Linked DNA regions of Mus musculus: regions 2, 3 and 4 are each linked to region 1. The links are chromatin loops, found by intact Hi-C in ENCODE. Cell type or tissue: left cerebral cortex. All regions are shown on one strand. Region 1 overlaps Lpar5 (lysophosphatidic acid receptor 5). Region 2 overlaps Pianp (PILR alpha associated neural protein). Region 3 holds the start of Mlf2 (myeloid leukemia factor 2). Region 4 holds the start of P3h3 (prolyl 3-hydroxylase 3).

The links. Peaks named below come from ENCODE experiments on the same cell type or tissue, not always from the same donor. Only the 100,000 strongest peaks of a DNase experiment are listed, where the experiment ranks them.
Region 2: it touches region 1 in a loop (1.9-fold over the local background); 5 of 42 quality-filtered maps call a loop at or near these places.
Region 3: a loop joins it to region 1, with 2.2 times the contacts of the local background. A loop is called at or near these places in 4 of 42 quality-filtered maps.
Region 4: it touches region 1 in a loop (2.5-fold over the local background); 12 of 42 quality-filtered maps call a loop at or near these places.

The regions. Positions count from the first base shown.
Region 1 is chr6:125,081,572-125,089,571 of GRCm38, forward strand. It overlaps Lpar5 (lysophosphatidic acid receptor 5), which reads left to right. Exons shown (of 2, transcript NM_001163269.2): 2 at 1-2,473. The coding sequence ends at 901. Among named protein-coding and RNA genes, the nearest start is that of Chd4, 10 kb to the right of the region's middle. In left cerebral cortex, CTCF peaks have their summits at 430, 630, 3,110 (motif pointing left), 7,098 (motif pointing left) and 1 weaker place; DNase peaks (open chromatin) are centred at 404, 796, 3,097, 7,130 and 1 more place; H3K4me3 peaks cover 507 bases; H3K27ac peaks cover 1,417 bases.
Region 2 is chr6:124,996,838-125,004,837 of GRCm38, forward strand. It overlaps Pianp (PILR alpha associated neural protein), which reads left to right. Exons shown (of 6, transcript NM_175696.4): 1 at 1-102; 2 at 2,081-2,140; 3 at 2,398-2,903; 4 at 3,817-3,898; 5 at 4,590-4,811; 6 at 5,126-6,259. The coding sequence starts at 2,136. The coding sequence ends at 5,147. It also overlaps a transcript of Cops7a not described here. Among named protein-coding and RNA genes, the nearest start is that of Pianp, 4.1 kb to the left of the region's middle. In left cerebral cortex, CTCF peaks have their summits at 2,162 (motif pointing right) and 3,325 (motif pointing left); DNase peaks (open chromatin) are centred at 327, 557, 924, 1,474 and 2 more places; H3K4me3 peaks cover 2,692 bases; H3K27ac peaks cover 2,472 bases.
Region 3 is chr6:124,926,699-124,934,698 of GRCm38, forward strand. Mlf2 (myeloid leukemia factor 2) reads left to right here and starts at 4,690. Exons shown (of 9, transcript NM_001170341.1): 1 at 4,690-4,888; 2 at 5,401-5,478; 3 at 5,713-5,839; 4 at 6,079-6,114; 5 at 7,256-7,309; 6 at 7,593-7,721; 7 at 7,888-8,000. The coding sequence starts at 5,429. In left cerebral cortex, CTCF peaks have their summits at 2,833, 4,194 (motif pointing left) and 5,398; DNase peaks (open chromatin) are centred at 4,238, 4,638, 5,396, 5,853 and 1 more place; H3K4me3 peaks cover 2,370 bases; H3K27ac peaks cover 2,753 bases.
Region 4 is chr6:124,856,344-124,864,343 of GRCm38, forward strand. It overlaps P3h3 (prolyl 3-hydroxylase 3), which reads right to left and starts at 1,374. Exons shown (of 15, transcript NM_013534.5): 1 at 853-1,374. The coding sequence starts at 1,344. Gpr162 (G protein-coupled receptor 162) reads right to left here and starts at 7,640. Exons shown (of 5, transcript NM_013533.4): 1 at 7,328-7,640; 2 at 4,476-5,779; 3 at 3,680-3,869; 4 at 3,149-3,306; 5 at 2,101-2,877. The coding sequence starts at 5,342. The coding sequence ends at 2,326. It overlaps Gm32404 (a long non-coding RNA gene), which reads left to right and starts at 1,464. Exons shown (of 3, transcript XR_378023.2): 1 at 1,464-1,577; 2 at 1,664-2,893; 3 at 3,075-4,427. In left cerebral cortex, CTCF peaks have their summits at 802 (motif pointing left), 3,575 (motif pointing right) and 7,387; DNase peaks (open chromatin) are centred at 224, 785, 1,406, 3,311 and 10 more places; H3K4me3 peaks cover 5,550 bases; H3K27ac peaks cover 6,468 bases.

The DNA of each region.
Region 1 (8,000 bases):
GCTCTTCACCCTGTCACTTCCCCTGCGCCTCTCCTACTATGCACAGCACCACTGGCCTTTTCCAGGCTTCCTGTGCCAGACGTCGGGCGCCATCTTCCAGATGAACATGTACGGCAGCTGTCTCTTTCTGATGCTCATCAACGTGGACCGCTATGCGGCCATCGTGCACCCGCTGAGACTGCGCCACCTACGGCGGCCCCGTGTGGCACGGCGGCTCTGCCTGGGCGTGTGGGCTCTCATCCTGCTGTTCGCTGTGCCCGCCGCCCGCGTGCACAGCCCGTCCCACTGCACGTACAAGAACATCACTGTGCGCCTGTGCTTCGAGAGCTTCAGCGATGAACTGTGGAAGGGCAGGCTGCTGCCGCTCCTGCTGCTGGCCGAGATACTAGGCTTTCTGCTGCCCCTGGCGGCTGTCGTCTATTCGTCTGGCAGAGTCTTCTGGACACTGGCGAGGCCCGACGCCACTCAGAGCCAACGGCGACGGAAGACCGTGCGCCTCCTGCTGGCCAATCTCATCATCTTCCTGCTGTGCTTCGTGCCCTATAACTCCACGCTGGCTGTATATGGGTTGCTACGGGCCAACTTGGTGAAGAACAGTATTCAGGACCGCGATCAGGTGCGCGGGGTGCTGATGATAATGGTGCTGCTGGCCGGCGCCAACTGCGTGCTGGATCCACTGGTTTACTACTTCAGTGCCGAGGGTTTCCGTAACACCCTTCGCAACCTGGGCGCCCCGCTGAATACCAGGCCTTTGGCTACCAATGGGGCTGCAGGCGTGCTCACCGAACTACCCTCAGAAAGCACCCAAAACACTGGGCAGGATGCCACAAGTCAGGTTCTACTCCAGCCTGCCACTCTGGGTACACCCCCGGACAACTGCTCCCAGGATTCGGCTCTCTGAGAGGACGCAGTCTAAGTGAACGTAGACTTGTGCCTCCCTCAGAGGCTTAGGGTGTACATTTGAGGGAGGTGGGCTGGGTACTTGGACTTTGAAACAACTCCAGCTCTAGTGTGCAGAAGGGAACAAGTGTGTAAGCAAGGAAAAGAAGAGTGCCACTGCTGACAGCTTTAGCTTCTGATTATCACACAGAGAAACCCTGCTCCAGTATGTAGGAAGCCAAGCAGTGAGCATGCGCATGGCTAAGAGCTGGTACATGGAGCAGAAGAGAGATCTCCTAGGTCGTCAGTCTGAGAGCTAAAGATCTGGTGACCTTGGTGAATCAACTACACAGACGCTCATCTGTCATCTTCAAAAATAAAACTCTGGGCTGGTGGTGGAACCGAGAACCCACAGCCCGCACATGCTGGGCCAGTACATTCCCACTGTATTGTATCCCAGCCTTACCTGCTGGCTTTTGTGTTTACTCAAGGGTGATGGCCACTGTGTCACCAGCCCTGGCTTCCCTGTTCAGATGGGAGGTATAACACAAAGGTTTATTTGCTATGGACCAAATAGTTCTGACCCATTTCCCAACTTGTAACAATTTCGACTTGACACCTGGCATGTGGTGGCTGGGGCAGGGCAGAGCCATGCTTGGAGTCCCTCTCACTTGCTAGTTCTTGGTTCCTTTTCTAAGTCATCCTTTTCCCTTCTGCAGCTCTCGGGGCCTCTTCCATCCTGGATCTTTAATATTCAGTCTCACTTCCCTCTCTTTCCCACCCCGTTCCTTCTCCTCACCCCGCCCCCTTATATAGTACATAGCAGAGTCTGGCCTTGAACTCTTTTTGTTTTGTTCTGTTTTCAAGGCAAGAGTCCCACTATGTAGTTCTTGATGTCCTGGAACTCATTCTGTACACTAGGCTGGCCTTGAACTAACACACAGAGATCTGCTGGCCTCTGCCTCCTAAATGCTGGGATTAAAGCTGTCTGCCACTAAGACAGACTTTGGTCTTTTTGTTGTCTTTTTGTTTTGTTTTTGTTTTTTCAAGACTGGGTTGGGATTTGTCTGTGTAATAACCTGGTTATCCAGAAACTCACTGGTGTAGACCAGGCTGGCTTCAAACTCACAGAGGTCCACCTGCCTCTGCCTCTGCCTCCTGAGTGCTGAGAGTAGAGGTGCGCCCAGCATGCTGGTGAGCCTCCGGTTTCAGCATTTCATACATGCTGGGGTTACAAGCCCAGCTGCAGTCAGTATTTTATGAAATTTGTATCTTTTGAAAACCGCTCTCTCTACATGGCCACCACACTTTGCTTCTCTGTCTCTTAACTCATTCTCTCTATCCCCCATCCTGGGCCTCCTCCCTCTCCCTCCCTTCCCTCGATCCTCTCCTCCCTCCCCCTCCCTCTTCTCTTCCCTCTCCTCCTCTGACCTTTACCATTTTTGCAGTCAAACGTCAGTCCTCAAACTGTTTGGTCTCAAATCCCTTTGTGCAAGGAACGAGGGAGCCGACAGAGCTTTTGTTCTTTCCTTTTCTTATGATGCTCACCATGTTATTAATTAAAGCTGACATGTTTCTGAGACATGGAAATACAGAAGCACACATTCCATTTATCTGTGAGAGCGGGAATGTCATCACATTCCATGAAACCCCTGGAAGCTTCCCTCTACACCCGGGAGAGGATGAACACGGACGGACACGGGGCATGCTAGCATTTAAATATAGTCTTGACCTCAGGATTCCTCAAAGAGCCAGTCTCTGGATCACACTTTGAGATTGTTTATTCTAAGGTATTAGAGTTCACATCTAACTTCCTCTAGGTTGGCACTGATCACCCTGCTCATTGTGGTCCTTAAGGTTCTCTGGAGGACACAAATACTCAGGGCCAGGCGGAATGTTTCTGGAGAACCGTGTCATCCAGGAGAGAAGAGTGTACAAGGAAGGAAGGGGGAGATGGAAGGGCAGGAGGAGGAGCCTGTCTTAGTAAGCAGGGTAGCAAAAAGGTTTTCTTCCCTATTTATCCAAGTAGGACTGGGTTGTGGGCAGGGCTGCAGTTGTTGCTGTGACATTTTTAGATCCTGACATTGAGAACTGATGTCATGTGTATGTCCTACACGCACTATGCCCCTGTGTCTCACAGTACAGAGAGATTTCCCAAATGCCTCTGTTTTAGTTAAGATTTGGGCCTCGTGTATCTGTTGGTGATTTGCAGGAGTAACATGACCCCTGGTGGCCAAACTAGGGAAGTAACTTCCATTCCTCAGTGATGGGCCACAGTCCAGATGCATAGAAGTCAGACCCTTACTACCAGATGCTTTAAAGCTGCTGTTAGCATCCGTCCCAAGCGCCTCTCTTCCTCAGCACTCAAAGTCTGTGGAGAGTATGAGCACCCACCTGAGGCAGAATGTCAGAACAGGCACTATAGGAACAGAGTTAAACAGAATTTTCAAAAGGTAGGTGTGTGTGTGTGTGTGTGTTGTTGTGTGTGTGTGTGGTTGTGGCACAGTTGGTAGAGTGTTTGCCTTGCATGCATAAAGCCCTGGGTTTGATCCCAAACCTGGTCTGGTATTGTATCATTCCAGCACCCAAGAAGTGGTACACCCTATTAATCCCAGCACTGTGACGGTGGAGGTAAGAAGTTCTCTGTCAGTTTCAGAGGTGAGGCCAGCCTCATCTACACAGAGAGTTTCAGACAGCCATGGCTACATAGAGAGACTGTCAGGAAGAGAGAGAGAGAGAGAGAGAGAGAGAGAGAAGGGAAAGTCATAGACAGGAAGAACAGAAGTTCTACGTTATCTTTAGCTATATATTTATATATTGAGTTCTGGGATACATAAGACCGTCTCAAAAAAAAGTTCCCAGATGGGGCTGGAGAGATGGTTCAGTGGTTAAGAGCACTGACTGCTCTTCCAAAGGTCCTGAGTTCAATTTGCAGCAACCACATCACATGGTGGTGGCCCACGCCTCTAATCCCAGTGCTTAGCAGGCAGAGGCAGGCAGATCTTTTGCGAGTTCAAGGCCAGAGTAGTTTACATAGCCAGGCCAGCCACACCACATGGTGAAACCCTCTTCTCAAAAGAGAGACAAAAACAACTTGAGGGATCTGAGTCTGGTGTGCACGCCTGTAATCCCAGCTCTGTACATACTGAGGCTGGAGAACCACGCCTCGGAGGCCAGCCTTTGCAAGTGCCTAGGTATGATCTTTGGCACAACAAAACTAGATAAACAAATACATTGGAAAAAAGGTTGAACTATGAGGTGGTGGCCCACACCTTTAATCCCAGCATTGGGAGGCAGAGGCAGGTGGATCTCTGTGAGTTGGGGGCTTGCCTGGGCTACATGGACAGTCAGGGCTACATGGAGGAACCCTGTCTTGAAATTCCCTTGTATACCACCCCCCCAAAAAAAAAGAAAGAAAATTGAGCTCTTTTAGGTACAGGTATTGAGTGAATCCCAGAACAATTAAAACAGCATGTATCACCTAACAGACCATATAACTTATTTATTCTAATTTTTGTATGTACTTCTGACTTCCTCCACCTCCCTAGGTAGAACGCAAGCCCCATGGGGGAGGGGATGCAAAGATTTTTGTTTGGTTGGTTCATTGATGTATTTACTGGCGTCTAGAACCATGCTTGCACAGTTAGTACTCAATAAAGACTCGCTAACTAAACAGTCAGATCTTGTGAAGTACTTAGTATCCAGTGGCGACCACAGCACAGGTGAACAATGTCCACACCTGAAGACCTGAAGGTAAGAGAAAGCAGAAGGTGGTGCTGGCAGTTAACGAAGCCCCTGAAATTCTCCCAGCGAGGTTCGCAGACATGCTTGTAGGATAGAACTGTGGGGGACCAGGCAGGGAGAGTCAAGAAGGGAAAGTGGTGTGGGGGTGACTGGACTAGGGAGAAATGTGGTCAGGCCCTGGGGAGACACAGATGGAGGCAGGTGAGGCTAGCCTGAAATGTGGCATCAGAGCTCAGAATGGTTTCCACACATTTCATCACCTCGAGAACGGCATTGAAGGCGGAGGAAACGAATAGCACCCGACGAAAAACAGGCTGTGCAGGTCTAAAGAGTCTGCCATTTTCACAAAGTGCCCCTCAAAGAAGCGGCAGAAGGGAGAAACCCAGAGCCCTGCCCCCTACACTCACATGCTCTGGGCCTGCCCCATTTAAGAGAGGGTCTTAGGTGAAAATAAGAGCATTGGGCAACTCAGGAGGCTGAAGCAGGAAGATCTTTTCTTCAAGGTCAGTCTGGGCAAGTGAGCAAGACTCTGTCTCAAAATAAACAGAGGGCTGAGGACAGTCCTTACCAACCATGTTTGCTGATTTGGGTTCAATCTCCACTATGAAAAAGCATTATGGAGTTAATATATCCCTGCTCCCACCCCCACAAGATGGCTGAAGTATTGTGACAGACACCTGTAGTCTCAAACTACTCTGGGGTCTACAACAGGAGGAGTTAGAATTCAAGGGCAGCCTGAACAATAAAGAAAATTCCAAGCCAGACGGTGGTTTTGGGGCAAGGCCAGACCGGGGCCACACGGAGACATCTTGTTTCAAGAAAAAGAATGAACAGAAAGAAAGAAAAAACATATGTCTCAATAAATCCATATGCAAATAAAATTTCTGCACACCAGTATTTCAAAATAATGTCTATAATATTTTTTTTTTTTTTGCTCTGCATCCCAGCCTATCTTTGAGCTCTCAATCCTCCTGCCTCAGCTTCTGAAGTGTTAAGATCACATGTGCTCTAGCATGCTTTTCTAGGGAGCCTCTTTTTATTTAGTTATTATACGGGCCTCTGATGAGCCTCATTTCACTGAGGAAACACTGGCGACTGTGAGGTCTAAAGGTCACACCACCAGGAAGTGGCTCAGTTGGCTTCCTAAACTCTTTCTTTTCAGTCTTAACAAACTAGCCATCCCCTTCCGGACATCCAGCCAGTGCCACCCCAGCTGCTTCTCCCTCAGGCCACCTAAGGCCTTGCCAGCCCATAATAATCCTAATACCTTGTTGTGTAAAGGTTTCCTCTGAAATTGAAACATTCCACCCGGTGGGGAATCTCCTTAAGCAGGAAGGTAAACACACAAAATAGTTTCAGGAAGTGCCTAAAACTGACCAAATTCATTAGGCCTATCCCTTGTGAGAGTTAACAATCAAGGTTGAGAGGGACTACATGAAGCCCAGCTCTAAAGAAGATTCGGAGACCAGATCGGCTGCCCGGTAGAAGTAGAAACCAGCCAAGTTGCCTAGAAGTTTAGAGCAACTGAGGCACCTGGAAAGGGCCTCAACCTGCTGAGCCATCTGCAGGCTGTAGGGTGTCTCCAGGTTCCCAGCTTTTGTGAGCCGTCACCCATGCTGGGTTGGGCTTTGGTGATACAGCTGTCTTTGAGTCCTTTCTGTTCCTGTAAGTAACCCCTCACCCATATTCCTATAAGTAACCCCAATAAAACTTATCGGTTCACCAGCTAGGACTTCTGTGCATTTTGGTCTGTCCTGGATTCCTTATCTAGGATGAGTAGACCTAGCTCTTCTGTTGCCGCACCTTGAATCTGCCTCATTATTTCTGTTCTTCCCAAATCGTCCTCCTCTGACATCCTTGTCCACTCATGGCTCCCCTGACCCCTTACTTTATGCTCACCTTGGACACAGTGTGGCTGAATGGGGGCTGAAAACTGGACTCACGTCTCTAATCTCATTGTTCCCCAAACACACCACCAAGGAACTGTCAGCAGCAGCTTGTCTTTGTTGGTAGCACACAAAATGGCTTAGACCTCCTGCAAGATGGTCATGACCCTCTCCAATCCTCTGTCCTTCCAGAATTCTCATACTGGGTTTAAAGAAAACCAAAGGCTTCCAGGACTTTGGAATCAAACAAACCTGGTTAGTAATGTCAGCTGTCACTTCTTAGTAAAGTAACTTTGGCCAGTTAACCTCTGTGAGCCTCTGTTTCCTTCCACCCCTGGGAAATGGGGCTCCTAGTATCTACTTACTGGGTGGCTGAGGACAATGAAATGTGAAAGGCATTTTAGAAATCCCATAAATGGGAGCTCCTTCCATCACGGTCTTATGTGGAGTCTGGGATTGCTGGAGCTACTCTTGTGAAAGACAGCAAGGACTCCAGGTGAATCGTCCAGATGAGCAGAACTAGAGTCAGGGGAACTAGCACTAGGCAGGCTGGGCACGTTTCCATGGTGCTAGGTCAAGCAGGCAGCCCCGGGGCAGTGACTGGCCCATTGCCCTCTGGGGGCACTCTCTCCCCATGAGGCTGATGTCCAATCCCACGGACTAATATGGAGGTGGAGAAGTGCATGAAAGGCAGAGGAGGGAGACAGAATGAAGAACCAATGGTGGAGAAAGGGCCAGGGAGAAGGCTGGAGGGGAAGTGAGGGCCAGGCAGACACAGGGTGGGGCTGGGAGAGGGGCCCGTGGTCCTGAGGGCAGCGCCAGCCCTGGAGGGAAAGCTCTGACCCAGGGCGGGAGGAGGGACAGGGAGAGAGACCAGCGCGCTGACACAGCCTCGATGTGTGGAACGGGCTGGGGTTTGGCCCACAGGTCAGGCGTCTGGCAGTATTATGGGATGGAGAGGCCTTAGGAGACAGGGAGAGTATTATGGGCTGGAACAGCCTTAGGAGACTGGGGAATATTATGGGCTGGTGAGGCCCGGCTCCAACTGGAGGCGGGAGGAAGGGGTGCGGGGCGGGAAGGGGGGGTGGTGGTGGAAGGGAGTATTATGGGCTGGAGGCCTCCTGCGACCAGAGGCAAGAGTATTATGGGCTGGCAAGGCCTTCGGTGGCCAGAGGGGGGAGCAGCGGGGGATGGCACCGGCTGCATGTGACTGAGGGGGGGGCAAGTTGGGGGTGATGAGTGGGGGTGGGGGAGCTTATTATGGGATAGCTCTTTGTACCTACTGCGGGGACTGCTTCTCCAGAAGATATTATGGGATGTCGTGTGTGGGAGGGGGAGGGGGGCTGGGGGGATTATTATGGGATGGTGGTGCAGAATTGGGAGGGCCTGAGGAGCTCTTCTCCAACCCCCCCACCCCCCAGTTCACCCCTTCCTCTCTCATCATTCTAAGGTCAGCCTCCCTTCAAGAGTCCAATGGGAACACCTGAAATT
Region 2 (8,000 bases), 85 kb before region 1:
AACCTCCCGACCATGCCCGGCGCCCCACCCGTTTCTGCGACCCCCCAGCCCCGCGTAGCTCCGAGCGCCTGCAGTCGTCGCGCCGCCACACCAGGCATGCAGGTGAGCGAGGGGGACCCAAAGCCCCTACCCGTAGGGAGCAGACTCTGCCCTCCCAGTGCCAGCTCCGCGTCCTTCGCCCCCCGCCCCTCCTGGCGCGGTCTCCAGCCGCCTCCAGTCTCCCAGAGCTCCTTTCCACAGTGCCCTCCATCCCTCCGCTGTCCTGACTCCATCCTACCCTCTTGGTGCAGCAGTCAACGTCTCCGCGCCTGCCACCATCCCGCCTTTAGCTCATCCTGCAGCTTCGGGCATCCTCCTGCCTCAGGTCCCCTTTCCGCTCTGGGTGCTCCCTCCAAATCCCTTGGCCGATCGTTTCCTTATTTTTCCCGGTTCGCACCGCTTTCCAACCCTATCCAGGGAGCGCAGGCCTGTGGGATTGGCGGGATTGGGGGGCTCTGCTAGAGATGGGGCCCGGTTCCCCCACCCCACCCCCAGTTCGTCTTCTGCGCACAACAGGTCGGTGAGGAGCGCGAAGGGGGTGGGGTGGCGCACCAGCTTGGGGACTGCGGACTTCCTGGAGGGGGTGACAGAGGGGTACGGGGTGTGTGAAGGGGCTGGAGTTGACATTGGTGGTGGTGGTGGGTTGTAGCCAACGAAGGGGCAGGTATGCCCTGGAGTAGCGGGCCACTGGTGTCGCCGAGTCCTTATTCGCTCCACTGGTTCGGCTACCATTTCTTTCCTCCCGTTTCTAACCTCCTCCCACTAAGCCCCCCGGCCTCTTTCCTTTCCCTTCTCTTTCACCTGGCCTCCAGCTCTGTCTCCATATCTCTTTCAATTTCAAGAAACAATTCCTAACTCCTCCATCTTTGCTGTTCTGTCCACCCCCCACCTCCGGTCCCCGTCCCTTCCTTTTTTGATTTTGCCTTCAACACCGTGTTCTAATCTGTCTCAATGACTCTCTCCCCGTCTCTGATCTCCACCGTCCTTTTCTCTTCCACTCTCTTTGCTTCTGCCCTGACCAGACCCCTCCATCCTCCTGCCTGATGCCTGTTTTCTTTTCCCTCCCTGCCGTCTTCTCTCTTCAGCATCCTTGGCCAATCTCCTGTAGCCCCTCTTTCCTCCCCATCTCCTCCCTTCCCAGCTGCTGTCTGTCCGTCTTCTCACTCTTGACCAACCTTTTCCCTCGCAGCCTTTCACCTCTCGCACCCCCCTCCCCTCCCTAGTTTATTCCCTGGGGTATTCAACACGCAGACGGAGACTAGGAATCCAGAAGACACAGGGTGTCACATGTTTCTTCTCTCTGAAGATCCCAGCCCCTCGGGCCTCACCACCCTCAGTTTGGAGACTGCACTTCCTTTCAGAACCAACCATCTAGATTCTCCTAGGACTTTTCCCCGGAGCAGCCACAGTTGAGGGGGTGGCTTCCTTTGAGCTCCACCCTCTTTCAGAATGCACCCATGCATTTGGGTGGTTAAGCATCAAGAGCAAACCCCAAAGCGTGTCCTGTAGCTTTCCTCCCACCGACTGTTTTCTCCCGCTTGTCTGAAAAGGCAGCTAGGCAGCCAGCTTCTAGGCTCCATCATAAAAGAAGTGCCTGGCGCTTCAAGAGGTGACCGGGCTTCTAGCATCCCCCCCAACACTCACTAAGATTGGCTTCCCTTCCCTCCCCCACTCAAAAACTCCCTCCCTAGCGGTAGGTGCTCAGGGAATCACAAGGTTCTTGGCTCTAAATTAAGATCCAAGAAGCCTGGAGCTGTGGGCAGAGGAAGTGAGAAGGAAGGAAGCCAAAGAGGCAAGGGTAGACAGACACTGGGGCCAGGAGGGAATGGGCCCCATCTGGGATGTTGGAGGTGGGGCAGGGGGCTAGTTTAGGGAGTTTTCCCCGAAAAGTATGCCGGGAAACACTGGCTTCTGGGAAGCAGAAGCATGGCGGGTAACTGGGCAGCCCGGGTGGGGCGGGAAGGAGCAGGACTGGTGGATAGATGAGATGGGGGAGTTCACAGGCCAGATTAGGGTGTGACACCCTCATTTTTCCCTCCAGTAAAGGCCAAAAATCTGGGTCACAGCTGAGGAAGATCTCAGATCCAGAGTGCAGAATGTGGTAAGTTTGGCCCAGCAGAGGGAGCTTGCTTGGAGACCACTTTCCCTGGGGGATTGGGCCCTTTCCTGCCTAGGCCAACTTGGGGCCTATTAAGGACTGGCCCCTTGGGAAGAGACAAAATGGGGCCAGGGTCTTCCTAACACACCTGCTCAAGCAGAGAAACCTGGAGGGAGGTACCCAAGACTCCTGGTGCAAACCTACCCTTTTCTACATGAGCCATCGCCTGGGTCTCACCTGCTTTTTCTCCCTTCCTATAGGTCTGCTCAACTGCTGTCCCAACTCCTCCCTCTCTGGCCACTGCTGTTGCTGTCCGTATTACCACCTGCTCAGGGCTCCTCCCATCGATCCCCACCAGCCCCAGCCCGCCCCCCCTGCGTCCGGGGTGGGCCCTCAGCCCCTCGCCATGTGTGTGTTTGGGAGCGGGCGCCTCCGCCAAGCCGATCCCCACGGGTCCCAAGATCACGTCGGCAGGTTGTGCCAGGCACTGCCCCTCCTGCTACCCCATCAGGCTTTGAAGAGGGGCCTCCCTCATCTCAGTACCCTTGGGCTATAGTGTGGGGTCCCACAGTATCTCGGGAGGATGGAGGGGACCCCAACTCGGTCAATCCTGGATTTCTGCCTCTGGACTATGGTTTTGCAGCCCCACATGGGCTGGCTACTCCGCACCCTAACTCAGACTCCATGCGGGATGACGGAGACGGGCTCATCCTTGGGGAAACACCTGCTACCTTGAGGCCCTTCCTGTTTGGAGGGCGTGGAGAAGGTGAGTGAGCAAGGCTGGTAGGGATGTGAGGGATTGGGGGAGGGGGCGGGACTTGAAGACTATGATCTGCGGAAATTGAGGCTTTATCTGTGAGTGTCTCCAGCAAATGTGCCAGGTTCTAGGCTGGCAAAGGATGCAGAGGTGAAGCTGCTGCGTGCACTCTGAAGGGGTTCAGGTCCACTGCTGAAAACAGATGTGAGACACTTGGGGATGAGTCAACATAATAAACACCCTAACAGAAGCGCGAGCAGCATGTGTTTAGGAATGTAGAGAAGCGAGAGACTGTTTTACCCTGGGGGATCAGGGCAGATCCAACAATTGACGTGTGAGCTAGATGTTAAAAAACAGAATGGGGGCTGGTGAGATGGCTCAGTGGTTAAGAGCACTGACAGCTCTTCCTGAGTTCAAATCCCAGCAACCACATGGTGGCTCACACCCATCTGTAACGAGATCTGACGCCCTCTTCTGGAGTATCTGAAGACAGCTACAGTGTACTTACATATAATAAAATAAATAAATCTTTAAAAAAAACAAAACAAAACAAAAAACCAGAATGGGTATTCCAGGCAGGGGGAAGCCATGGAGGAAGGTCACTCACTACCAGGGAATGTGTTAGCACATATTGTGCTGGACACTAGTGGAGGGAAGGCCATCTGATACCTCTACCCCATTTCTATACAGGAAGATAGTTCTGTCTGACCTTGGAGCCTCATCCTCACCACATGTATGTGTAAGATTTGGTACATGTAATGTTTGGGAAAGTAGAGGAGCTGATAGCTCAGGAGAAAGTTGATTATAGGCGAGGAGGGAGAGTCCAGAGGAGACAGGCAGTGTGGAGTCCAACGGCAACACTCGGCCACACCCACTTTGAACCTGCCCAGGCCTCCCAACAGCCTTCTTCCCTCTCCATCAGGTGTGGACCCTCAGCTTTATGTCACGATCACCATATCCATCATCATCGTTCTTGTGGCTACCGGCATCATCTTCAAGTTCTGGTAAGCCGGGGAGACGCCTGATGGCGTGGAAGGCTAGGCACAGGGCAAGACCAAGGACAAGTTTCTCAGGAGTAGGAAACGATGAAGGGGAGAGCTTGGGGAAAGCTAACTGGAGTGGAGGAAGACTCGGGGAAATCAGTTCACGTTCTTCCAGAAAAAAAATACAAGGGCAGTGGGAGGGAAGGGAGGACTCCATCTAAACTGAGGACTTTGGTGGGCAGCTCTCTACAACAGAGCAAACTGAACCTGCTGCAACACCTTTTCGCAGGGCTTCTGTCCAGGAGGAAGAAAATTGGGAGCTTTCTTTGAACACGTGTAATAGTGGGTCACACAGTCCTTCACACTTTACTGAGAGAATCGTTAGATTCAGGTGCCCAAGTCATTAGCTGACTTTGAGCTTGAACTAAATCTGCCAGGTCCCCGCAGAGGAGAGCAAGGCTCCTCTGGACATCAGTGTGGCAGGGGCAGTTTTAAAGGGCTATGTATTGGTGGGGAGGAGTCATTAAGCCTGTGGCCCTCCAAAAATGATCTAGAGGAAAGGAGAAGGAATAGTCTGACGGTCTCAGAAGCCAGTTTCCTTGCTGTGGGGAAGTTGGGGTGTTTGGGGAAGGAGAAGCTGGGTTAACCAGGGATGCTGAACTGAGAGAGTACTTGAGTTTGTGAGAAGACCTCTTTCCTTATGATGCACAAGCTGGGACCGTAGCCAGAAGCGGCGCAGGCCCTCAGGGCAGCAAGGTGCCCTGAGGCAGGAGGAGAGTCAGCAACCACTGACAGACCTGTCTCCTGCTGGAGTCACTGTGCTGGGGGCTTTTGGGGACTCGCCTACCCCCACCCCTGACCATGAGGAACCCCGAGGGGGACCCCGGCCTGGGATGCCCCAGCCTAAGGGGGCTCCAGCCTTCCAGTTGAACCGGTGAGGGCGATGGGATGGGAGGGGCTGATGGGATGGGAGGGTGAGGAGGGAACCTCTAGACCTTCAGTTATCTTTCCTGGGTGGGTGGTCTTCCCTAATGCAGTCCATGACACCCTTCCTGACCTGGTTCCTGGGCCTCCCAAGGGGGCTGGTCAGATCCTCTCCAAGGGGAATGGGGCTCCCTGCACCCCTAGGCTCTCTGTTCTATCCTCCTACCACCCTTAATTCCAGCTCTGCCCTCTTAACCCTGACTTCTCCTGCAGCTTCAGCCTACTCCTTGGTTCCTGACTGTGCATTTTCCCTCTTCCTCTCAGGATTCCCCTGGTGAATCTGTGATGCCCCCCCATGTTGGGGTGCTGCCAAGCAGGAGGCCAAGTGGCCAGCATAGCCACCATCCACTGAGGGTGGGGCAACCCTGGGGAATTGGGGCCATGGTGGGGGGCTCCTAGCTCCTGTCCTTGCACACAACCTGGGACACTCACTAATCCCATGGGCAAGCCCAAGCGTTTGTCCTCCAGTGACTGGGGTCTCCCATTCCCACCCTTGCACATTCACATGAAAGCCTTGCACACTCACCCACACCCTCACAGGCCATAGCACAGTCACGCTCTCCACGCTGCTCCTCTGCCGTGTCCCCATTCACGTCTGCTCAGCCGGCTCCTAGCTCTCTCCCTCGTGTTGCCTATGTCCTGCCCCCTTTACATTCTCTGTGCCCATCTCAGACTGGGCACGAGCATTTCTGGCTCCAATATATGGCATAGTGTGCCCACTCTGCCTCATCAGCACCCACTGGTCTAGCTTCTGTGGCCCTTGCATGCTGCCCTAGAGGTGGGTGGGAGGTGAGCTAGGGGCTCCTTGTACCATTTGTCATGGCCCCATTCACATCTGTGTCTTTCCATTCCATTCCAAGGATGCTGGTATTACTGAGGGCTCCCCCACAGGAACGGGGGTAGTGAGGCCCAGTTGTTAAACTCTGTCATCAGAAGTCTGGGTTTGGGGGAGTCTCCTGCTGCACTACATGAGAAGGGACTCCCATGTCCTCCCTTCCCTCCCAAGTCCCTTGTTTTGTCGGTCCTGGCTGTCTGTGTGTATGTGTCTGTATGGAATTCGGAGCCCCCTCAACAGGTCCTCCATCTCCCACCCTCCCCTAAGGCCTCCCTTAATGTACCTAGGCTGCCAGGAACTGAAGCCAGCTGGTTCAAGGCCATTGGGAGCTCTGCCTCCATATCCACCCTTCTCTCCCTGAGCCCCTCACGTTCCCTCCTCCCCTCTCCCTTTTCCGTTTTTTCAGATTCTTCCAGTTTCTCGCTCACCTCTCCAGCTCCCTTCTCCCTCTTACCTGGCTCCTATGCTGTGATATATATTTTTGTATTATCTCTTTCTTCTTGTGGTGATAATCTTGTGGGATGTAAGTTTCAAAATTTTCAAATAAAGCCTTTGCAAGATAATTTAGTTGCCTGTTTTGCCTTATAATTCCCAACCCCTGGCACCGTCCCCCAGCCCCATACACAGAAGAGGATGGACAGGAAGGAGAATGGGAGAGAAAGGGGAGATGAAGAACTTCTTCAGACTAGATTGTCACCTGGCCTGCTCTACCTGAAGCTGGAGACTGATGGATACCTTAACTTAGGACAGGATGAAGGAAGGAACCGGAGAGGCTCCAGAGGAGAAAGAGCCCTGAGGGGGGAGAACTTGCATCTGAAGTGTTTTTAAGGCTTGCTTGTTCCTTACTAGTGAGGGTCAAGAGAGACCAAAGACAGAGAAAAGTAGGGACATTTCTTAGGACAAGCAATGAGACAAGCCAGAAAGGCAATGGATTGATTTTGACATAGAGTCTCTCACCCTGTTTCCAGGCTGGCCCATACTAGATTCACCCACCTTGGCCTCCTGAATCCTGGCATTACGGGCATGAGTCACCACACCGCACTGGGCAAGACAGCTAAGGCAGAGGATAAAGGGTCATAGGGAGAGGATGAGCGAGCCCAGGAGAGGATGCTCTACCCGCTCTATTTTCATCCATGCTCCTTACCATGGCCCTGCCCACAACTGCCCGCCAAAAAGCTATGCTGCACCAGGAGCCTGTGTGCAGCTCAGTGTGGTTTTCCCACTTGCTAAGGTGTGGGGGTGGAATCAAGGGGTGTGTCTGGGGAGGGAACACAGGCTGCCCAGCTGGGATCAGTCACCTCTGGGGTCGCAATTCTAGGTTTGGCTCTTTAACAGCCCTAGTAAAGCCCACACATCAGTTTCTCAGCTGTTGCTAGGCTCTGTTGCTCTGGTAACCACCTAGGTCTTGTGTCCTGTTCCTCCCCACCCTACCCCCCATCTGTGCCTCACCTGCTCTCTGGAAATGGCTAGCCCCACGGAAGTAGGAGACAATATAGTATCCAAGAGAGCAGTGTGGGCTGCCCGGAATGTACCTGCCTCCATGTGTTTTATCTTTGAGGCTATAAATAGGTGTGTGTCATGCACGTACACACACACACACACACACACACACACACACACACACACACACACACACACACAGAGAGAGAGATAGATATGCTTTAGATGCTGACGAGCTGTACTGTATATTGAAAGACGTGTAGCTGAGCCCCTAAAGCACACGGTGACGACTGTCTGTCTTAGGACAAGGGCAGTGTTAGGACAGGCTGCTCCAGAGGAGAGCAGCGACCGGAGTCATGAACCAAGGACCACCCTGCTGAGGTAGGAGCAAACAAGCCTTCTGAGGAGGGCTGTCAGCACAGTGCACAGGAGATTCCAGAGGGAATGGAAAGGGAGGGGGCCAGGAGGACACTGAAGGGCCTGGGGGAGGTCGGTGAGTAGGGAAGGAAGGAAGGGCTACGTGGAAGGTGAAGAAGCCTCTTTAACCTTTCCAGCGTTCCCCACAGGGCTGGAGGCCTTGCCATGGCGATGGGGAATGAAAGAGCACTTGGAGTAGAAGGGCAAGATGCTCTCGTTCGAAGGGCTCCCTGGGCTCTCACCTTCCACAACTCTCCCTTTAGAGGGACAGTGTGACCCTGTGGCTCATCCATATGCAAAAGGCACACATGAAGTCCCCTAATGAACAAGGAATTAATTGCCGTCTGATTAGACTGCAGTCCTCCTAAATTTAAATAAATTAAACATACCAGTGAGACACTGGGAGTCTCACCTGTTCCCTTTCCCCAGATGCCCTCTCCACTGTGG
Region 3 (8,000 bases), 150 kb before region 1:
AGGTGAGGAAATACGCTCATTTAAAATTACATGGAGGCTCTGGAGAGATAGCACGGTGGGTGGTCGAGAGCACTCCCTGTTCTTGCTGAAGACCCGGGTTCAGTTCCACATAGTGGCTTACAACTATCCAGACCTTCTCGGCACCCTCTTCCAACTTCTGTATGCATCAGGCAGGCACAGACATACATCAGGCCAGCAAAACATTCATACACATCAAATAAATAAGCCTTTTTTTCTTTAAAAAAATTTTTTTATTTATCTATGTTTTTGTTTGGACAAGAACCCACACTGTAGTTCCAGCTTTCCTGGAACTCACTACATAGACCAGACTGGCCTCGAACTCAGAGAGATCCTCCTGCCTCTGCATCCCAAGTGCGGAGACTAAAGGTATGCATCACCATAGCTAACCTAAATGAATCTTTTTTTTCTTTTTTTTTTATTAGGTATTTTCCTCATTTACATTTCCCAATGCTATCCCAAAAGTCCCCCATACACACACCCCTACTCCTCTACTCACCCACTCCCACTTTTTGGCCCTGGCGTTCCCCTGTACTGGGGCATATAAAGTTTGCAAGTCCAATGGGCCTCTCTTTCCAGTGATGGCCAACTAGGCCATCTTTTGATACATATGCAGCTAGAGTCAAGAGCTCCGGGGTACTGGTTAGTTCATATTGTTGTTCCACCTATAGGGTTGCAGTTCCCTCTAGCTCCTTCATTAGGGGCCCCTAAATGAATCTTAAAATAAAATCATATAGAGTCAGTGAGGTCGCTCAGCAGGTAAAAGCAGCTGCCACCAATCCTGGTGACCTGAGTTTGGTTTCTCAAACCCATGTGGTAGAGGAAAAGAACTAACTCCTCCAGATTGTCCTCTGACCTCTGCATGCATGCATGTCATGATAGAAGCACTCCATACACAGGTGAATATAACAGAAATTAAATTAGGAAAAGATAGTGTATAGCACTGGCCCAGAATCCCACCAATTGGGCAGTGAAGACAGACAATCAGGACTTAACTTCAACACAGGAAGTTTCAGGTCAGCCTGGGTTACACAATAGGACTGTCCCAAATAAAAAATAGGGCTGTGGCCTTAGCTCAATGGTAGAGTGCTTATCTACCATATGCAAGGTCCTGGTTACACACACACACACATACACACACACACACACACACACACAATACACACACACACATACACACACACATACACACACACATACACACACACACACAATACACACACATACACACACACACACACACACACACATACACACACACACACACACACACAGAGGCATGCAAAGATAAAATGGAATGGTATGAGATTCTTAAGGTTTTCTGTTTGCTATCTTTTCTGACATCATCTCACATAGAGACTTGCTATGTATCTCTGGGATTACAGATTTATATCTAACAACATGGCAACATCCTTACAGTCTGAGAGAAGGAAGAGAAAGGACTTAAAGAAAGGAGACAGGACAGCAAATAACAGACAGAAAAAGAAACCTGGAGATATAGCTTGCCACGGCGGCACCCAACTAGAATCCTTGTAGCCAGGAAGCTAAGGCAGAGTTACCATTAGTTCAAGTGGTCCAGCCTGGGCTATATAGCAAAAACCTATGTCAAAACAAACGCAACACACAGGCAAGGAGACTAAAAGACCACACCTCAAGGTGGCAGGGGCTGTCTTAGCCTTGTCTGTCTGTTTAATACACTAGACCCAGCACAGAGCACGTGCTCATTAAACAGCTGTTGAGTGGCCAAGCAATGTAGAACTTGCTTTGATGGCCAGGTAGGGAGCATATACCTTTAGTCCCAGAGCTACATAGTGAGAGTGTGGGAGACTTGCTTTCAAAAGAGACAAGAAAAAAGAACATTTGTGTAGGATATCTTTAAGTGTAGGTGGCAGAATGCTCATTGAAGTAACATTCTTTTGTTTTGTTTGTTTTTTCAAGACGAGTTTTCTTTTCTTTTTTAAATATTATTTGTTTCTGTTTATACAAATACACTGTAACTGTCTTCAGACACACCAGAAGAGTGCATTAGATCCCATTACAGATGGTTGTGAGCCACCATGTGGTTGCTGGGATTAGAACTCAGGACCTCTGGAAGAGCAGTCAGTGCTCTTAACTGCTGAGCCATCTCCCCAGCCTGCTACATCCACTCCAGTAGTGACAAGCGCGACAGGCCCCAAAAACCTGGGTGCTGTCCCGAGGCGAAAAGTTCATGGAAACTTAGTCTCCTGGAACCTTGGCATCCTGTATAACGAATGCTCCAATGTCCTTGCTTTAGTTGGTGAACAGATCTGTGTGCTTTCCCTTAATATTCCTTTATTACAAGTGCTCCTAAGGATTGATATTTTGACATATAGCTAAGTTAGATTCTAGGCAGTTATTGATCCGACCTTGGGCATGGATAGCTAAGTCACTGCCTTACACAGGAATTTACCATTATCTAGGAAGAAGTAAGTTTGTGATCCAAGGAGGAACCAGAGTAGATACTTAGAACTATAGATAGCTGAGTTACACCCATACACAAGTATTTACAATGGCCTAGGGGGAAGGTGGACTATATTATAGACTAGAGAAGGATGTAGCCTTGGCTGTCCCAGCTCTCCGGAGCTTGATTGCTCTTCTCCTCCCCCTTGCTCCCCTCCCATACCAGGCTGACCTCAAACACCGAGATCCACCTGCCTCTGCCTCCTGAATGCTGGGATTAAAGGTCACCACTGGCCAAAGTAACCCTTTTATATAACCAGATTTATTTTTATTTTCTATGTATTTTTGCCTATAGGTGTGTACAATGTGTACACAATCCCTCTAGAGGCCCAAAGAGGGCATTGGATAGCCTGGAACTGGGGTTTTACCGATTGATGATTGAGAGTCACAAAGTGGGTCCTGGAACAAGGTCCTCTGCAAGGTAGCAAGCTCCTTTTTCAGATTTATTTTCCGTGTAGATGTGTGCCAGTATGCCAGGTGTGTACACACCCTTGATTTCTGCAGTGCATGTTAGAGCTGCTGGAGCTGCAACTCTGCAGCCATCCTGGGTTGCTCTGGAATAGCAGCAAGCTTTATTTATTTATTTTTTAAATTTTATGCTTTTGGGTTTTTTGTTTGTTTGTTTTTAATTTTATGCTTTTGTTTTTCTTCTAGATAAGCTATGTAGCCCAAGTCAGCTTCTAACTCACAGAGATCATCCTTTTTCTGCCTCCCTCCCAGTGCCCCACCAACCAGCAGGCATGTTTAGCCACTGAGCTGGCTCTGCAGCTCTGAGGTACTCTGGATGGAATGTCAAAGTGCTTTTCTTTAGAGCAAGAAGAAAGGACAATTGTCGGGTGGGATACCAAGAGGCATTTAAAGAAGGTCTTATATATCAAATATCAATGAAAAACACATTTTCTCCTTTTTTTTTTTTTTTTTGGCTTCACTTTGCCAATCTGTCAGCTTACGTTAACTATATCACTGTTTCTTCTCTTAGCACTATTTTTTTCCCACTAGCAATGATCAAATCGAAAGAAGCTGAGAGTCTCTGCTCCCAATCTTTTCCTGAGTAACCACTGACCCTTTTCCCTCAGGGAGTTGGTTAGAATAAACCTTTCTCTTCAGATCAGGTTCCACACGGTACCAATGTGGCTGACAGCCAGAGTAAAGAACTTGGGACAGTTTTGAGTTTGGATCTCTGTGGGTCAAAGTCTACCCAATACAGTTCAAATCCTCTGACCCAAAGGGGAGGGCTCTTCTCTCCAGCTCAGCCAGATTTTGTGCAAGACAATTAGTATGTCAAAATACCAGTCTCTGGCTTTGGAGTCAGCCCTCTTGGGCTTACTTTTTAGCTCCACCCCTGGGTGATTCTGCTTAATTTAGCTCTCCACCCCTTTATTCTTCTAAACTTTAGTCCCTTGACCTATCTACCTGCTCAGAACAAAGAAAGTTTTAAAGACCTACGACCTAAAGGAACTGGACTATAGCTTAGTGGTAGGGCATGTGCTTGGTATGCCCAAGGTCCTGAGTTGGGTCCTGAGCACTAAAACCAAAACCAAAAAACGACAACAAAAAGCAAACAGACTTCAGAACTAACGCCTTTGCCCAGGCCAACCCTTCACAGACAGGTCCTGGAGTGGTCCAGAAGCCTAAGCCAACACCGAGTCCTAAGGAGCTAAGGATCCAGCCCGGCCCAGGATCGCCCTCTGGCGGCCAAACTCCCAACCTGGATTCCCTTCCCTGGTTGGCCTTTTCCAAGGCTTAACTAGACCTGAGCTAAATTGTCACCTCCTTCTCTGCGTCACTCGGAGGACACCGCCCGCCCGAGCGTCTCTCCAGAGGGACAGGCCCACGCGCTCCCCTGGTTAAGCGCCCCTCCTGCAGTGTGTTTAAAGGTCCCCGCAGGGATCCGCCCCACCGATCGCCCCCAGACAGCCCGCCTCTCCCCCCCCCCCCCCGCAAAAAAGGTGCGGCACACCCTGCCCCCACGTTGCGCTCAGCCGGTCCCTCCCGATTCCGCTCCGCCCCCCCCCACCTTTGCAGGAGCCTCTTCCTGTCCCCAGATCCCCGAGCCAGCTTAATGACACCTCCCACCCGCCCCAGAGGACCCGCCCTCCGGGGCTCCACGGCGCGCGCGCCGCCCTCCCTCCCAAGCAGGTGGGCGGAGCTCCCGCAGCCCGCCCCCGGGGCCGTCCGTCGTGACGTCACTTCCGTTCGGGCCTGACCGAAGATCGGCTTCTCGGGCCGAGGGCGGGGGTACGGAGGTGGCAGGCGAAGGCAGGAGGCGGTGCGGGAGGCGAGAAGCTGCCGCGCGGACCAATCCTTGCGTCCCGGGCCGCGACCCTGCTCCTGCAGCGCCCCGAGGAGAGGCCGGCCGGATGGGCCGCTGAGCCGGAGTCGGGGACCGGTGAGGCCAGGGCGCCGCGGCCCGCACGGCTGCAGGGATGCGATCCCGGGAGTGGACCTTCCTCTCCGGCTCGCCCGGCGGGAGGCACGGGCTGGGGCAGTGGCGGCCCGGATCGGTGGGCAGTGAGGCCTGCCCGGGGAGGCCTGGTAGCGCCCAGTGCCAGCAGAAGGCGGAGTAGTTGGGGGTCATTAATGGGGTGGCGGGCCGCCGTTCGAGATTCTCATCGAGTCTGGCGTCGGAGGAGGAGCTGACCGTGGCTCGGGGAAGAGAGGATGGCGGGCGGGGGTGGAGGGGCACCACTAAGAGGCTTGGGAAAAATTCCATGACCGGCTTGGAGAGCTGCTGGCTCTCAGGTCTCATAGGTTATATGGCTCACCTGGCGAAGGATCTTCCCTGGAGTTTGGAGGGGTCAGTGATAGTGTATGCAAGAGGCAGCCTTAAGAGTAGCAACACTGAGCTGGTGTGCATAAGCCTGGCCGCCTGCAGGAAACACAGCCTCCGTATCTTCACAGTGTGGAGCCCCCTGGAGCTGAGATCACGATGTTCCGCTTCATGAGGGACGTGGAGCCTGAGGATCCCATGTTCCTGATGTGAGAATTCCCTCCCCCTCGCGCCCTCAGCCCATTCGGATTCAGGTCTGAGCAGTTCAGGCAGACCTTTGAGTTGGTTCCCTTGGCTGGAACCAGTTAGAATTAGCTGGATACTCAGCTGCCGCTCTCAGAGGGAAGCCGGCATCCGTGCCACTGTGTACCCTGACTTCATTTCGGGGAGGTGAAGAAGGCTGGGGGTTAATCTGCCTTCTATAGTGTATGCTCACTCCGCAGGGACCCCTTCGCAATTCACCGTCAGCACATGAGCCGCATGTTGTCAGGCGGCTTTGGATATAGCCCCTTCCTGAGCATCACAGATGGTAACATGCCAGCAACCAGGCCTGCCAGCCGCAGGATGCAGGTAACAGTTGGAACATATCGAGACCTGGGGTGATTAGTTAAGTATGCTGCAGTTCTTGCCCTACAACCAGCTTTAAAGGGACATGACCTGCGTGGGAGGCAGACGAGTGGGGTCAGGAGTCTGGGAAAGGGGCTGTGTGACTCCTGTGGAAAGAAGGAAGGGGGGAACGGAGGCACTGACCTCCTTTGGTACATACAGTTGGTAGGGTGTAGTTCTAACTTCAGTTTCTCGTCTTGTAGGCTGGGGCTGTCTCTCCCTTCGGGATGTTGGGAATGGTGAGTCCCTGTCTTCTCTTCCTGTATCTCTTGCACAAGTGCATACACTCACGTGCGCGCGCGCACACACACACACACACACACACACACACACACACACACACCCCTTAAATGTTATTTCCAAATGCACCACTCTGGTGGTCTTAAAAATCTTCTCTTTGGATAGTTGACATGGTTCAGAGCCCATTGACTATAAGTTAAGGAGCTAGGGCTGCAGAAATGGCTCCCGAGTTAAGAGCACCTGGCTGTTCTTCCAGACAACCAGGGTTTGATTCCCAGCACCCACATGGCAGCTCACAACTGTCTGTATTTGTAGTCTTAGGGCATCTGATGCCATCTTCTGTTCTCCACCGTCATTGCATGAATGTAGAGAGCAGACGTACATGCAGACAAAACACTCATACACAGAAAGATAATAACTAGAACACTCAAATGCTACTGACACTCAGAAGTTCTTAATCACTGGGGAAAGTAAAAATGTACAGCGGTTCTTTTGAGGAGGGAAAGTTTGGGGTTCTTTTACAGCTCTAAATATTCAGAGGGGTTTTTTGGTTTTTTTTTGTTTTTTTTTTTTTTTGTTTTTTTTTTTTTTTTTTTTTTTGAGACCAAGTTTCTCTATAACAGTCCTGGCTGTCCTGGAACTCACTCTGTAAACCAGGCTGCCCTCAAACTCAGCTCTGTTTACCTCTGCCTCTCAGTGCTGGGTTAAAGGCAAGCCCTGTCAATCAACATTTAGCGTGATCAGAGGTTTTAATTCATTGCCTTTGGGTCACTTCCTTAAAGATCGGGATGAGCTGGGTGTGGTGGCGAACGCCTTTAATCCCAGCACTCTGGAGGCAGAGGCAGGCGGATTTCTGAGTTCCGAGGCCAGCCTGGTCTACAGAGTGAGTTCCTGGACAGCCAGGGCTACACAGAGAAACCCTGTCTCAAAAAAAACCAAATTTAAAAAAAAAAAAAAAAGATTGGGACGGCAGGCAGGAGAAGCATTAGGGCGGTCACAGAGCCGGAGAAGGTAGCCAGCAGTTCATGGGGAGGAACTTGAGTGGTCAGGCTAGATGTAAGAAGGAAAAGGGGTCTGTCCTCAGGTGAGTGGCTGGCCCCAAACCGCTGACTAGTCTTCTGGACTCTCATCTTTCCCCAGTCCGGCGGTTTCATGGACATGTTTGGGATGATGAACGACATGATCGGGAACATGGTATGACTTGCCCCATAGTCTTCCCCTGCCTTGATCTCCGTAGCAGCCAACATGGTTGGGGGTGTGGGGTGAGCTAGTGACTAAGTTGAGTCAGAGCACCAGGGGTCCTGTGTTTGTTCTTAGACCCATGAGTGATTACGTATGCTAGTGTTGGGCCTGAGGAATCGGGGCGGTTGTGATGCGAGTTTCCCATCCTCACGTATTTTGAGGAAGATGTAGCAAGAGCCAGCAGCTGAAGGGAGCTCCCTTCTGCAGAGTAGGCCCTCATTCAGTCCCTCCTCAGGAGCACATGGCTGCAGGGGGCAACTGCCAGACCTTCTCCTCCTCCACTGTTATCTCCTACTCCAACACTGGGGACGGCGCGCCCAAGGTTTACCAGGAGACGTCGGAGATGCGCTCTGCCCCAGGCGGGGTGAGTAAGGAACCCCTCTATCTCAGAGGAGGTAGGATGGATCGGCATCCACAGGAACCAGGGTCATCTGTTTTCAGGACTGGGTCGTGGGTGGCTGGTTCGTCCCGGGGAGATGTAGCCAGGGCTTTGTGGGGAGAAGTGAATGAGCCTATTCACCTCGTCCCAGATCCGGGAGACACGGAGGACTGTCCGGGACTCAGACAGTGGTCTAGAGCAGATGTCCATTGGGCATCACATTCGGGATAGGGCTCACATCCTCCAGCGCTCCCGAAACCACCG
Region 4 (8,000 bases), 230 kb before region 1:
TGGAAGCGTCAGAGTGGGTGGGCCTCGGGCTGAAGGCCCCAGGATCTCTGTTTTGGAGACAACGAAATGAGAGGCTCAAGTAGATGGGGGAGGGGCGGGGGAGCGGGGAGACCTTGAATGACGAGAATCTGCAGGCCTCTAGGACCCTGGGCTGAGGTGTGTGAAACTAGAGCCCCTCCCGCCTCCAGCCACGTAGGCATCAGCTACCATTCTGGAAACTGCACACTGTCTACTGCCACAGACCCAGATTCCAGCCTCAGCCGTACTTCCTTCTGCAAACTAGCCCCGCTCCTTCAACCTTTCCGAAGCTCGATTCTTCCCCAAGAGAAAGCTCCTACTCAAACGCCCACTCCTGAACGAACACATGCACTCTCTCTGCCTGTCTCTCTCTCTCTGTCTCTGTCTGTCTGTCTGTCTCTCTCTCTGTCTCTCTCTGTCTGTCTCTGTCTGTCTGTCTGTCTGTCTCTCTCTCTCTCTGTGTGTGTGTGTGTGTGTGTGTGTGTGTGTATGGTTTGGGGCACCTCTCCATCTGCTCTTCGTATCTGAAAGGTTGCATTCATTAGCCTAGACCCGCTAAAATAAAACTGCGGAGCCCTCCCAACATATTCGGTCTACTCCCACTCCTCTTCATTCCAATTTGACACGTTCTCCACGCTCTCTCTTGACCCTCCCTCTGCGGCCATCGCAAGTCCTGGCCACGTTTCAATGGTACCCACACAAGAGTAGAACTCCGTTATCCGCCCTCCAAGGCTCCACCCCCGAGTCCGGGCGGCGAGCATCCCGCCCTCTCCTGGTCAGCTCCCAGTAAGACAGTCAGTAGGCTTGGGGTAGCACCCTGGCCGGCCCCCGCACCTGGTAGTAGGCCCTCTGCAGGTAGTTGTAAGGCTCCCGCCGGCGGAAGGCATCCCGCAGCGCGCTCCCCACGCGGAGCCGCGCCGCGCCCCCCGGGCCCAGCCTCCGCACCGCGCACTGGGTCAGGCACTCGGCGCGGCGGAGCGTGGCGCGCAGGAGCAGCGGTTCCCAGACCCCGGGCCCGGAGACAGGATGTGGGGCTCCGAGGAGCTGGGAGGGGAGCGCGGCGCCCGGCTCGGCCGCGCAGCTCGCCCCGCACTCCTGGCGCGCGCGGCCCAGCGCCGCCCGGCTCCGCAGCGCCTCTCGCAGCAGCGCCACTGCGGGCGCCCAAGCCCCGGCCGAGTAGGCTCGCAGCCCGTCCGCGTAGAGCAAGTCGGGGGCCTGGGGAGGCGACCCCGGTGACAACTGAGCCAGGCCCGGGGGCTCGGGAGGCTCGGGGGACCCCGGGGGAGGCAGCAGCAGCAAAAGCAACAACCGCAGGAGCCGGAGCATGGTGCCAGAGTCGCGGGCCCACCGCCGAAGGGAAATGCGGAGACGGGAGGGAGGGAGGGAGAGGAAGGAGGGGGGGTAGGGGGAGGAGAAGGAAGGAGAGATGGAGAAGAGGAGGGAGAGGAAGAGAGAGGGAATGAGTGATGCCAAAGAAACCTGCTGGATTTAGGCCTGCCCCTGGGAAAACCGAAGTGAGACGGAGTGAGAAATCCGAGGGACACATGGGTCTAGTGTGGGTAAGAAAGGGAAATGGAGAAAGAAGGGTGAAATAGGGCTCCTGGCCTGTGACGTGGGGGTAACTTCGTTTCCGTCCATCCTTGAGTCCTGGAAAAGGATTGTGGACGCCCCTCACACGTTCATCTACCCACGCTCCTGCCAACCCACCATGTGAAGATGGATTTTCGAAACGCTGCCTGGAAGAGGGTGACTCCGTGTTTGGGACACCAATTCTGGCACCAAAACTTTTCTACTCAGAAACTGAGCGCCCAGACGCATTTAGGGGAGATGGGAATTGAGTACTTTTTACTAATTTAAGCAAAGATCCTTCCCATTCAAACTAACACACTCTAGTGTCCCTTGCTCCACCCCAGGATCTTACGCTCCTACGCCCATTTCTCCTATGTCTGTCTGCGTCGTATTGGGCCGTCTCTTTCTATACCTCTTCCCCCTGCCCTTTATCCGGTTTGTCCTCTAGCCACTTTCCCTCGCCCAAGCCACTGACCATTTGCCCCCCCTCCCCGCAAACGCTGAACATCAAGGTTTCCACGGCAACTCAGCCTTTTAATACATTTTGCTAGGGGTGAAGACGGGTGCGTTGGGTATCTGGTCACTTGGATGGGAGAGAGCTGGGGCTCTAGAGCCCGGATGTAGGCCCCCCCCCCCCCATCTCCCTGGAGGCAGCTGCCATAGACTCAGGGCCAGGATGAGGCATACTCACTCGCTCGTGCCTCCCCCCCCCCTCCAGTGAAGCAGGCCTATGCGGCCTCACAGGGTCAACTGGGGGAAGATGGGGTTACCTGGCCCCCAGGGTCTTCCCCAAGCCCTTGAACTCCCTTCGCTCCCGGTCAGGGAACAGCGTCTTCCTGCACTTAACCCCAAAGGAAGTCCAACGGCTCGGCTATCCGGAGACCCAAGGGAGAGCCGTCGAGGTGAAAAACCCAGTGGTCTAGGCCTACGAGGAGAGGGTCCTGGTGACGCAGTTGGAGAAGGCAGAGGTGTCTCATCGATGAAGGTGGTGATCTCCTCCCGGAAAAAACCGGGACCTCGTGGGGGTCCCCCACCCGACCCCAGAACCCCACTTTCTAGAAACTGTCGAAGGCTGGCCAAGCCCCCGCCTTCAGCCTCTTCCTCATCCTCCTCATCCTCCAGCCTGTGTCTCTGTCCCAGGTATTCTGGAGGGCCTCCGAGGGCTCGGCTCTGGGCTGGGAGGATCCGGATATCATCCGATGAGGACCACTTGTGCAGGAAGGAGCCTGGTGCCCGAGGAGTAGAAAAGATGTTGGTCTCATCGTGGGATAATCGTCGGGACAAAGGGACCTGGGAAGAGGAGCAGGTGAGACCTGGAGATGCTGCAGAGACAAAGGTAAAGGTGACAGGAACCAAGGTGGGGACTCTGCAAGATGGCTTCATACTCTTCCTTTTCTCCAACGTGTTTACTCTAGTAGGCAAACCTGGTTCTGAGAGATCTGAGGGAAACTTTCTTCCTCTTGTCTCTCCTTTACCTGACCCCCTAGGGTACCCTGCAGTCCAAAGCCAAAGAGCAGTGGTGCAGGAGACCAGAATGGAGGTGAGTCCTTCTGTCCCATACCTGTAAGTAGTGTACTCTCTCCAGCGGTGGGAAGAGCATGTGCCGCCCAGGCAGCAGCTTCACCTGGGTGGGGTCCCGACTCCCTGACCCTGTGGCCCCGTTAGCATCAAAGCGAATTTTGCACACTCGGCCATCTGTGTAGTCGTCACAGGTGCCATCTAGGAGCGAGAAGGAGCCCAGTGGGTACAGGCAGAGAAGACCTACCCTCTAGAGCCCCATGCCCTTCATAAAGTCCAGGAGGACTCTTTGACTCCCATCAGTCTGTAAGCCCCAATCCCTGTTTGGCATGGACCAAGCTGGCCGGCCGGTGTAGGCTTCCAGAGAGGAGCAGATGCCTAGTGAAAGGCTCATCAAAGGAAACAGGGCTTGGATGGACAAGTCATCAGGCTAGACGGAGCCTGGAGTTGGCTCCAGCTTAGTCCAGCAGGGGGCACCCCAGGGCAGCACGTCTCCTCAAGGAGAAGGGCAGTAGAAAGGACAGAAAATAGAGGTAGCTATCCAGGAAAGAAAAGGCCCCGTCCCTCCTCTGACCGTCATCACCGTCATCCTCGGACATGATCGCCACACACTGCTCCCACACTGTGCGCACATCTGCACGGTAGCGCTCACAGGACCAGATGAAGGAGGGCAGGAGCAGTGTCTGTGCCATGGAGCACCACAGCACTGCCAACACCATCCATGGCGGAGCTGAGTCTGACTTCAAGGAGAAGAAGCTCACCACCTGACGGGGAATAGGCAATGGCTGGTCAGGCTTGAGAGTCCAGGCCCCACCTAAGCCTGATACCCACCTTTAAAGCAAGGGATTAGGAAGGGAGGCGGGTGAGCCTCTGGAAGGGGTTGAATGATGAAAGGGGAGAAGTGCTATAAACAAATCCCTGACGTTGGGCGCTTGAGCGGAGTGGGAGAGATGGGGGTGGGAGGAGAGTGAGACTCCAAGAAAGTCAAAGACAGAGGAACCCAGGAGTCGGGCCTGGATAGTGTGGTCGGGTGAGCCTGGGGTTTCTACTCATTTCCACTCAGGAGTGCTCAGAGAATGATCTCCAGGGAGAAGCAGGGAATAGATAAAGGCTCAGGGCAGCTAGCCGTGTGACAGGTTGAAGAGTGACAGGGCCTGTGGAGCTGAAGAATAGAAGTGGAAGCAAGGAATGGTCAAAGGAGCTGGGGGATTGAGTAGTGGCGGGTGAGGACTGAGACAGGGAACCCCAAATGTCAGGAGACAGACAGACGAGAGGACGGTAGATGCCGGGCTGGAGATGGAGCTTTTGCGTGGCTGGTAGAACTGGAAGGCCCTGTATATTAAAAAAAGGCTGAAGGACCTCAATCTCACCAAAATGGGCACCCCCGTGAGTGAGTCATAGAGAAAGACGATGGCGCTGACCAAGTTGGTGACCTGCAAGGATGTCTTGGCAGATTCAGAGCCATCCAGCGAGGACCGCCGCTTCCCTCGAGTATCCTCCACCACAATGGCTGGCACCTCAAAAGCTGGCCGGGTACCCAACCCCCCCAGCCCCCCTGCTTTGGTGCCCACACTGCCCCCCGCTCTCCGGGCCTGCCGAGCCCTCCGGGGCCGGGCCCACAGTGTCTGATAGAATGTGATAGCCACACAGACCAACCCCATGACAATGCCCCCAAGAAGCAGGAGGCTGAAGCAGACACCAAAACCGAGGCCGATCTTGGAGACTATGAACTGGCAGCCTCGGGCATAGTAGCGCTCCCCGTTGTTGTGCCAGCCGATGGAGGGCAGCGTGGAGAGGATGAAGCTGACCATCCAGATGCCCATGACGGCATGCAGCGCCTGCTTCTTGGCGTTGCTGAGGCGGTAGTTAACGGGCCATCGCACCATCCACATGCGATGGTAGGAGAGCGAGGCGACCGTGAAGCAGGTGGCCAGGGCCAGCGTGTAGTAGGTGGACACAAAGACCTTGCAGATGCTCTCGTTCCAGTCATAGTCAGAGGAAGCCTGGCGCCGGAGCTGCACCACAGCAAAGGTGGTAAGGGGCACAGCCGCCATGAGTATATGAGTACCGGCCAGGAAGCAGAGCAGTAACTCCAGTGGCTTGTGTTTCTGCTGTTTGGCTGAGATGCTAAGGATGATCCAAGCGTTGGCCAGCAGGGCCAGGAGCCCACAGGCCAGCCAGGACAATGCGTTTGAGCGTAGGGAGGCCTCTTCTGCCCCCAACCCTCCCCGAGCCATTCTATCCTCGGCCCCACCCCCACCCCCTTGAATTCCTGGGGGCGGGGGCTAGGTCTCACCCTGGAGCCCCGCTCACACACACCCCCATGATGCCCACAGTCCTTGCCTGGTAGCCAGGCAAGCTGACCCCAAGTCTTGCTTACTTCTCAGCATTGCATGAGTGACCCAGCTAAGGCCAGGTGGGCAGGGCAGGGGAGAAGGCAGGGAATTAATAGAGGCGGTAGTCCTCAGCCTCCATATTGGGTGGGGCTTTTTCTCAGTTATCCCTGTAATTGATGGGGGAGGCAAGCAGGCTGCTTCCCCATCTATGAAGCTGGCTGGGCAGCTCTGATTCTCATGCTGGGACTTCCCGGTCTCTTTCTCCAGCGAGGCTTGACCAGTGGGGGGTGGGGTGGGTGTCTTGGTGCACAGGGGTGGAGCTCAGTCACCTGGACAAGCTGTGAGGGAGGATGAGATGAGGAGCAAGCATTAGGCCTGTGCTGTGCTTGGCTCACTTGTACCCCCTTTCCCTTGAAACTATGGAAATGACTGATGCTGAGGGTCGCTGGGGTCATTCAGAGCATTCCCTTGCCTTAAGTCAGATGCCCCCTTACCCACAGGCATAAGACCTCATCTACTTGCAGACTACATGGAAGGGTCTCCATTCCTTTTAGCCTTTTCTCCCTGCTTTGGAATTCCAAGTTTTGTGCTTATAATAGCCCATGCTCAGAACTACCCAGCCCTGTCTCCATGTCCCTAGGTCTCTCTTCAGTTGCTAATGGGAGACAGACAGTGTGATGTGTTCCTCCTTGGGGACTCACATTAAAGCAGGAGCCCTTCTCCTGCATGCCATTCTCCTGGACTTTGTGGTCTTTGTGCTCAGCCTACTTATCTAAGCCTGGGTTTTCACCCCTTCAGCTACCTAAGGAAAATGGGAGGAAGGAGACTGAGACTGGGGTGGGGGTTGGGGGGTTGTAGCTAGGGAACCTGAAGGCGGGGAAGCCACTGACATCAGAAGCATCCAGAAATGGAAAGAGGGGGAACTAGGGAGAAGGAGGAGAGTTTGAGCTGGAGAGAAAGAGGGGGGAAACTGGTAGTATCTGGAAATAGACGGGAAGGTCCAGAAGCCCCCCCCCCACCCGAGGCGGAGATATTGGAGGGAGGTGGGTGGGAAGGAGGAGGATGGAGGAGGAGCCTGGGAACAGTGATGGGGGGGGGGGTAGACCTTAAATAGGCTGGCTGACCTCACTAGGAGACTTTGGGTCTCCTCCCCTGGTCCAGAGCCTCAGTTTCCCTCTGATGGGAGAGAGCAGGAGGGTTCTGGTCTTAGTGATACGGTTCAGGGAGAGCTGGGGAAGGCACTAGGAAACCAAGTGAAACACTGAACAGACTAGAGGCTATAAGACCGGTGTGATGGTTTTGGGGCAGACGGGGAAAGTGGGGCACAGCTGTGCCACCGTTCATTTCCTGCGAAGAGCCTTAGACCCTAGCTCTCCCCCAGAGGTCCCAGTCCACCCCCATCTTTGTCTCTTCCCCCCTAGCCCAGTACATCCTAGTTGCCATGGCAATGGACAGCCAGGAGGAGGTGTAGGGAATAGGTCCGGATGCCCCCCACTGCCCTCCCTTACAGCCTTTGGACCCCTTCCCACTCACCCTCATCCCACCCCCAGACCCAGTTGGTGGTTCCGAAAGAAAGAGAGGGAGAGTCAGAAAGGGAGGGAAGAAGAAAGACGTGAAGGACAGAGAGAAGGGGGTGAAGGACAGAGAGCAAAGGGAATGGGAGGAGGAAGATTGGGGGCTTTCTGGCCGACAGGGGTCCCTCGCCCTTCGCCTGGATGGGATAAGGTCAGGCGGCTCCTCCCTCCAGTCACCTAGGGTGTTCTCTAGGGCAGAAACAGCAGGTGGCTGGGGAGGAGGGCCGGGAGGAGGGGCGCGGAGGCAGCTCGCGGGGTGGGGTGGGGTGGGGGAGTGGAGACACGCGGGGGACCGGGCAGGGGTCCACTTACCTCTGGCTGCGTCCTGCTCTGCCGAGGAGACGCACTCCCGACGAGGCTCGCCCGGGCTCCCGCCGCCTGCCGGCTCCAGCTCGCCAGCCCTCCTCCTTCCTTCACTCCCTCCCTCCGGGCCTCCCTCCCCCCAGCCTGGCCTCTCGGGCTCAGCCCGCGGCGCGCTAGTTTGCGGCCCCTCGAGGCCCCTGTCTCCCAGGGTCATCAGCCTGCGAGCCCGGGGTTAGGGAGCCGCTGACCAGTCTTGGGGTCGGGGGTGGCGAGGGTGGGGCGGGGAAACTGGACGGCGGTGACTTAGAGGAGGAGGGGCAAGGAAGGCGCGGGGAGGGAGGGGGCGAGGAGGACGGCGGGGAGCGGGCTTCATTGGTGAAGCGGTTGGTGTCCTGCCCCCACCCCATCCCGGATTTTCAACACGAATGAGCCCGAAGAGGCAGCTGGTGTTGTTAGGGACCGAGGAGTTAGCTGTTCAGGGAGGAGGAAGCGTGTGTCACCGTGTGTCACTGTGTGCATCCTTATGAGGGCTGTTCTTGGGTAGAGCTCAGAGGAGCCCCGCATGAAGGCCTGCTAGAAGCTAAGGGGGCTTGCGATGCCAGCTGAGATCGCTTGTAAAGTTGGAAGTGCTTGCTTGGATCAAGAAAAGAAGTGGGCTTTTTGTGCACCTGCATACACCTCT